Linked DNA regions of Homo sapiens: region 1 is linked to region 2. A link is a contact called in ENCODE Hi-C or POLR2A ChIA-PET data. All regions are on one chromosome and are shown on one strand. Each heading gives the region's core, a stretch centred on a gene start or an enhancer-like site at or near the end of the contact. The rest is flanking DNA. Distances are from core to core; before and after follow the strand shown.

Region 1 (3,233 bases), core at 217-2,716, 280 kb after region 2:
ACTCACTTACTCTGCTCTGGCCATATAGGCTTAGTTGTTGTATTTTTGTTTTTGTTTTTCTTTCTTGAGACTGAGTCTTGCTTTGTCGCCCAGGCTGGAGTGCAGTGGCGTGATCTCAGCTCACTACAACCTCTGCCTCCCGGATTCAAGCAATTCTTTCTGCCTCAGCCTCCCAAGTAGCTGGGATTACAGGAGCCCGCCACACCACACCCTACTAATTTTTGTATTTTCAGTAGAAGTGGGGTTTTGCCACGTTGGCCAGGTTGGTCTTGAACTCCTGATCTCAAGGGATGTGCCCACCTCGGCCTCCCAAAGTGCTGGGATTACAGGTGTGAGCCACCGTGCCCAGCCCCTTGTTTTAAAAATATACTAGGCATGCTCCTACATTAGAGCCTTTGCACTGGTTGTTTGTTCAACATGGAATGGGCTTTTCTTAGATGTCTATTGGACCAAATCCTTCATCTCATTCAAGTCTTTGCTTATCGCTCACAATGTCAATGAGGCCCACATTGATCATCCTATTTAATACCACAACCTACCTCCCACTCTGGCACTCCTTGTTCTCCTTATTCTGCTCACATTTTTCTTTTTTCATCAAATTATACCATACTTTTAATTATGCTACATAATTTACTTATATGTTATGCTGATTGCATACTGTCTGTTTTCTCCCACTTCATGAAAGCAAGAATCTTTGTTTGGGTCATGCTGTGTCACTGAACCCTAAAGGAGTGTCTTAAACACAGTAGTGCATTATTATATTTTTGTGGAATGAATAACTCATCATGTGCTTGGCAGGCAACATTAAAGAGGATCTTCAGATTTTTCAGAAGAGCAAGGGAGAACTCCCCTCACCTGCTGAGCTGTTGGCTGTGGACTCCAGATCAAAGTCTGAGGAACCACTCACCTCCATTTCTTGGCAGTGGAGAGTGAGATCAACAAGAGAGATAGGAGAAAATCATGGGGAGACTTTGAGTTTAGAGGGTCCTGGGCAGCTCTCTCACAATAACAGTAAGGTAGGGAAGCATCTCAGAGCTCTTTATGCAAAGGCCCTCATCCAAAAATCGAGACCAGATTTCCATGACCATTGCTGTTGCTGTTCTTACTACATCTGAGCTCTTCCATGCCCTCTTTTCCCTTTGATCAGTGGTGTCAGAAAGCAGATGCATACTAACATTTACCAATTGTAGGACATGTCCCACAACGAAGCTCATTCTGCCTTCAACACCAGAGCAAGAGGGAATTATGGGAAGAATATTCACCAGGGTAGACTTTTGGGGAAGTGATGCTGAAGCCTCAGTATTAAAAACTTGGAGCAGTGGGGGATGTGGATGGGCTTTCTGAAAAAGTTTTGAATTTATTAGTGAACCTGTTACTCATCCCTTTTGGGGTGTGGGTAATGGAGTGGAGGGAGAGCCACAGCTGCTTTGTGCTGAGTCATACGCTTGTGTTTGTACTTTGCCTTGCATAGAGGAATCCAAGGTTGCTTCACAATGACTTGGTTAAAATTAGCACTGTCAGAGAGCTCCGTAAAGAGTCTTGTGAAAAGTCTTCCAAAATAAATCAACCTTCCTGTTGGGGTTGAGTCATCCCCTTCTTTCTTCAACTGGAAATGATTTTAATGGGAAGGTAAGCCAGTAAGATCTTTTTGGTTGCCGATTTTGAAGGTATCATTGTGATAACACAGGGTGGTAAGGCAGAAAGTGTCAGACAGTGGTAGGGGGTCAAATGTTGGCTGTGGCGTAACTTGCTGTGTGACCTTGCATGAGTATCATAACTTTTCAGAGTTTCAAGTGTCCCAAAAGTAAAAAGTGGGGCTACCAACATCTGCTTTGCCGAGAGACAATAGATGTGTAATTAAGTGGAGCAATGTATATGAAGCATACTTCTTGGCACATAAAGTCCCTCAACAAATGGGAACAGAAATGATATTGATCACTGCTTTCCACATATTCTTCAAACTAACATGTCTCAAAGCAAGCTTATCACTCTCTGCCCTGCTGTTTTCATTGAGACCTGCTGCTACTTGAATTCATTGTAGCTCTCAGGAAACCATCATTCACCCAGGCATATTGATATATTGATGGCTGATCACTTCTCAATTACCACTACCAGGACTTTAATTCTGCCCTTCACCACTTCATACATAGAATATTTTACCAGGTTTTTTTTTTTTTTTTTAACTTTCCCCCTACCTCAAACACCTGGGAGTTCACCTACTAGGGTGGTCCCTTGGTTAGGATGTCCCTTACGGTTTCCTTCCTATTCTGCTTACTGTGTGGCAGTTGAGTGAGCATAGCATACTACTGTATGTCATTCAGGGTTATGGACTCAGTTACTCAATTCTGCACCCCAACCCCTTGACACAGGGAAGCACAGTATAGGTGCTCTATAAAGACTGGCTAGAATTGAAGTATATGGGAAGCTGTGACCAAGACGTCCTAAAGGCATATTAAATAGTGGTTGTCACCATCTAAAATTACCTTATTTATTTCATTATTTGCATATCTATATGTCCTTGCTGCCTTCATTATTGTCCATTTTACTCCTGTATCATGTCACAAGAGGTAGATGTCCAGACAGCTCATCATTCCTCAAGTCATACCTCTAAGAGAGCAGGAACTGTATCTTTCCTATTCATGGTTATGTCTCCAGACCAGAGCCTGGTGCTTCTAGTGGCCATCTTTTCCAACTGTGGGAAAAACCTGTCTGACAATAGAGCCAACACAGAGAAAAGCAAAGCTGAGAGATGGAGAAAAAAGGCAGAGTGCTGCTGATATTGTTCAAACCATAAGATCCTGGCATGCCTGAAGTGAACATACCCCCTTGGACATCCCATATGTGAGCCAATAAATTCCCATCATTGCTAAAGCTAATTTGAGTGGGGTTTCTGCCATTTGCAATAAAAAGCAAACTGACTAATACATCCTCTCCTCAGTACCTCATAAAGCTTCATGAAAATCAAAAGGAACTTTCCATTTGCAACAAGTTATTCATTCTAGTATCAAAGTTTCAACATGGTTATCCTTTCCTGCCTTACTCAATTCAGGAATGCACCAATAATGATGCCACTAGAGAGAGATTTCCTTGGTAATGGGCTGAAGAGCACCTGATGTGGTGGTAAGGGTTGCTCCTTTAAATAAAGGAATAAGCATTTGAGCTAACACATGGATGATGAGAAGCAGCCATACATATGCTTATCTAGAGGAAAAGCATTCTAAGTAGAGGAAACA
Region 2 (3,454 bases), core at 50-2,549:
CTGGAACTTTGGTTCCTGATTTCCATCAGGTGGTTACTTCAGGTTTATTTCAGGCTACCGTTGGGAGACCCTGAAACCAAATTCATTCACAGAAAATGAGTTTCTGTTCTGTTTATAATTTGCAGTTGTCCAGAATGGATTAACGCATCTGGAAACAGGACAGGTTTCTGTAATTCAATAATACAAATTTGTACTAGGCATGTGTCATAACATTTTCTTGTGTTGACTCACCACATTTGAAACCACATACCTCTGTAGGAATTGAGTAATTAGCACTTGAAATTATGGCTGTAATTAGAATAAATTAATTTTACAAGGCAACTTTTAAGAAGGGAGTTTACTTCCCCGAGAAGATGGGAAGCTTTTGGCTGCTAAGAGCAAGATTGCCATTTCAGCCTTTCTGTTCGTTGTTGAATTTAGAGCATTTTCAAAATATTAAGTGTGTAGTAGCCATTAGTATTTTCTTCTTTCAAGTATATGAAAAGTCTTATGTGACCAAATTTTAAAGACTACTTTTTATATTAGAGATGAAAGGTACAAGGTCTACTTATCTTTTAATCAATAGAGTTTATATATGTTGACCATATTTCTGAAGAGTTTTCCTTACTTACAAATTTCCTATATATAGGTCATCTTTAATTTTTTTAAGCTGAAAAACTAATTGGCATATTCTTTGTAACATAGCAAGATATAGGATCAAGCATTTCATAGATACCTTGAATATACACACATTTAATTTTGAACAATGGTGTGACAGATGATTGGATGAAATCAAATAATTTAGTAACAGTTTGAATGAATTTCATAATCTGTTTTCAGAGTCTACTGCTCATTTAAATTCAGCCTCCCACCCCCATCAGTTAGGGCTCATACCCACAGTGTATCATAACTACATCAATTATTATAGAGTACAGTGTTTCCAGAGCTTTTAAAGCACAGGTAGTAGGTTTCCAGTAAATTATTTTGTGCTGCTGAATGAAATATGGCCTTAAGAGTACATAAATTGCTGATTGTCTTTTTAAATGACATTTTCTTCAACTCACTGAGGTTAAGACCAGTGATGGACACTGATCTTTTTCATAACCTTTTCAAAAATGTAGCCAGACAAGATAGGCTGTTCTGTTTGGAAAGGGGGCGGGGACCTTGATTCTGTTTGAAACTATTAAAAAGGCCTCTTGTGCAGCCAGTCGCCTTTTGTGTATTTATTTATGCTTTGTATAAACTTTAAAATTGGCAGATGTGTATATAGTTTGAGTCACGCGGCTCTTGGACCGGAGGATCTGTTTCCATTTCAGGGAAGAAGAAAGCATAATATTTGTTTGTTCAAGCAGATATTCTCTTAGCTTTGACTCACTCTTCTCTACCTTGTCACATAAGATCTTTTCAGCAGTCTTCTGTTGGAAAAGCACTCAGTTAAGGCTGTTTCTGGTTTGTTGCAACAGTTTTCCTGTGGCATCGGAAATCTTGTAGGCTGCTATAGATAAAACCAAATCTTTTTTGGATTAAGTAAAAATGCTAGCTAATTCTCGCTTTCAAAACTGTCTTTAGGTTTGTGGCTACATGTTTGGAGTTGGGTGTGTTCTTTTCAACAACCCTTTCCTTTGTGCTTAGCTTAACAGCCACCATATCCAGGCAAGTTTCAAGGCTCTGTGGGCTGTGGGTTCTCTTGGTGAGACAGCACTGTTGTCAGGCTGGGCTCATGCTGGCTGCTGGACAATGGAGGACAATTCCATGCATAGCCCAAGAAGCCAGCCACTTGTACAGCTGCTGTTGTAATGGGTAGTAGTGGCCCCATGCATTTACACCACAGTTCGTTTTTTGTTCACTTCCTGGCCCTTTCCAATAGTCTTTCTATCCTATCCTACTGAAGAAGGACAGGTCACTGTGGTCATGCAGCCAGCATATCTAGGCTTGAGTCCTGAATGCCTTCCAAAAGATCATCTTGATCATTGTGGTTTACTATAATAGGTTTCATCAAGTGTCTTTCTCAGACTTGGGCCAGGCAAAAGCAGATGTTTAGAGGTATTTTACCGACAAGAAATTATGAGGTTGGTGACCTCTTATTAAGAAGTAACAGTGATCATCTGTCTATTACTCATGTAGGGACTTGTTTTTTTCACTCTGACATCATGGTCCCATGGTTTTACATACAGTGTCATAAGCCACACGGTCTTTTCTGTGCTGAAGGAGGTGATCATAGCCTTGCTAAGGAGGTGTGACCAGGGAGATCTCTAATCAGAAATATTGGTCTGTTCTTGGGGATAGGTGGAGAAAATGAGTGCACATTATACCCAAATCCTCTTCATAATTATTTGTAGCAGCGTGTAGCTTCTTTATTGACAAAGGCTAAAGCTAGAAGGGGGAGCAAGTTGAGGCATGGGTTAGGGGTACTGTATCTTTTCTCTAGCTTAGTACTGCTTCCTCTAAGCCTCTTTTCAGCACAGTTCAAATAATTTAAAGGGCTTAGTATGTGTCCTAGGTCTGGAGATGTGGGTGAGGTTGGAGTGGGAATGGATGTTGAATTGGGGCCTGGGTAAGAAGCAGAGGGTGAGCTGTGGGGCGAAGGAAGGAGTTGAGGTCTATGCCCACAGCAGGGAGATTTTATGGGTGGCTTTGAGGACAGGGTCAGGACTGGGGAGAGAATTGGAATCAGGGAGAGAATTTGAATCAGAATTGGATAAGCCAGAGGGCTGATTTGTAAGGCGGTAAGTAAGGATATGAAACAGCGTTCCAGGTCTCTTTGCAGCTGTGCTGTTTTATGTCCAAATCAACTTCTTATTCTGGGAATTACAATCAACATAGAACAACCAGAATGTGTTGCAGTTCTTCAAATATATCCAATAAAAAGGCTTTCTAGTGTCTGCTTCAGTATGACTTATATTTTTGGAGTTGAGAAATTTGAAAAGAATGGACAATAATTGTCAAGATTAAGCAATTGAAGGAGGGGGGAAAAACCATGTGCATTAGAGTAGATGAAGGGGATCCTACATGTCTATTACCTTGCTCAGCTAAACATTATCTTTGAAATGTGAAGACTAGGCACATAATATAGTTTTAGCAATTAGTACAGAACACAAATGTCTGCATAACTCATTTTCTGCAGTCACTGATTTATGTTTCCCTATCAAGAAGACACATCATCACCATGATATATCAGCACAGGCTGAAGAGTGGATTTCAGGCTCATTGTCCTGTGTAATGTGGGTCATCTTAGTTAGTTTTCATCAACTTGAAATGTAGGTTATCTATTTGTAATATACCAGCTCTACAAACTTAGTTGAATCTTATTTCTGACATTTTTTAACATGGCATTTTATCACTTTTTTGAATGTCATATATTGATGAAACATTTCCTAAGAGTGTGGGTTTCCCGGTAAATGCATTAATTTCCTAAAGAAGTGAAATAATATTTAGTAGTCATTATGACCACCACTCCAGGCCTTAGATCCGATTT

The links. A loop is a pair of places that touch in the nucleus more often than their neighbours do. ChIA-PET counts read pairs that join two places held with the same protein, here RNA polymerase II (POLR2A). Pooled maps may share reads with other maps.
Region 1: a loop to region 2 is called in a map of PC-3, with 9 times the contacts of the local background. The contact joins two enhancer-like sites. A Hi-C loop is called at or near these places in 3 of 168 maps with a recorded cell type or tissue (A673, PC-3 and gastrocnemius medialis) and 2 of 50 pooled maps. POLR2A ChIA-PET finds 5 or more read pairs at or near these places in 1 of 52 experiments (MCF 10A).

Annotation. Positions count from the first base shown.
Region 1 is chrX:138,923,789-138,927,021 of GRCh38, reverse strand. It overlaps a transcript of FGF13 not described here. Among named protein-coding and RNA genes, the nearest start is that of FGF13-AS1, 210 kb to the right of the region's middle. RefSeq lists a cis regulatory region at 1,431-1,441 and an enhancer at 1,364-1,508. Within about 2 kb of position 1,466, at least 4 of the 41 ENCODE cell types and tissues checked have a DNase peak (open chromatin) inside an H3K27ac peak, as active enhancers do; they include PC-3, where a contact is called at or near this core.
Region 2 is chrX:139,198,801-139,202,254 of GRCh38, reverse strand. It overlaps a transcript of FGF13 not described here. Among named protein-coding and RNA genes, the nearest start is that of F9, 330 kb to the left of the region's middle. Within about 2 kb of position 1,299, at least 2 of the 41 ENCODE cell types and tissues checked have a DNase peak (open chromatin) inside an H3K27ac peak, as active enhancers do; they include PC-3, where a contact is called at or near this core.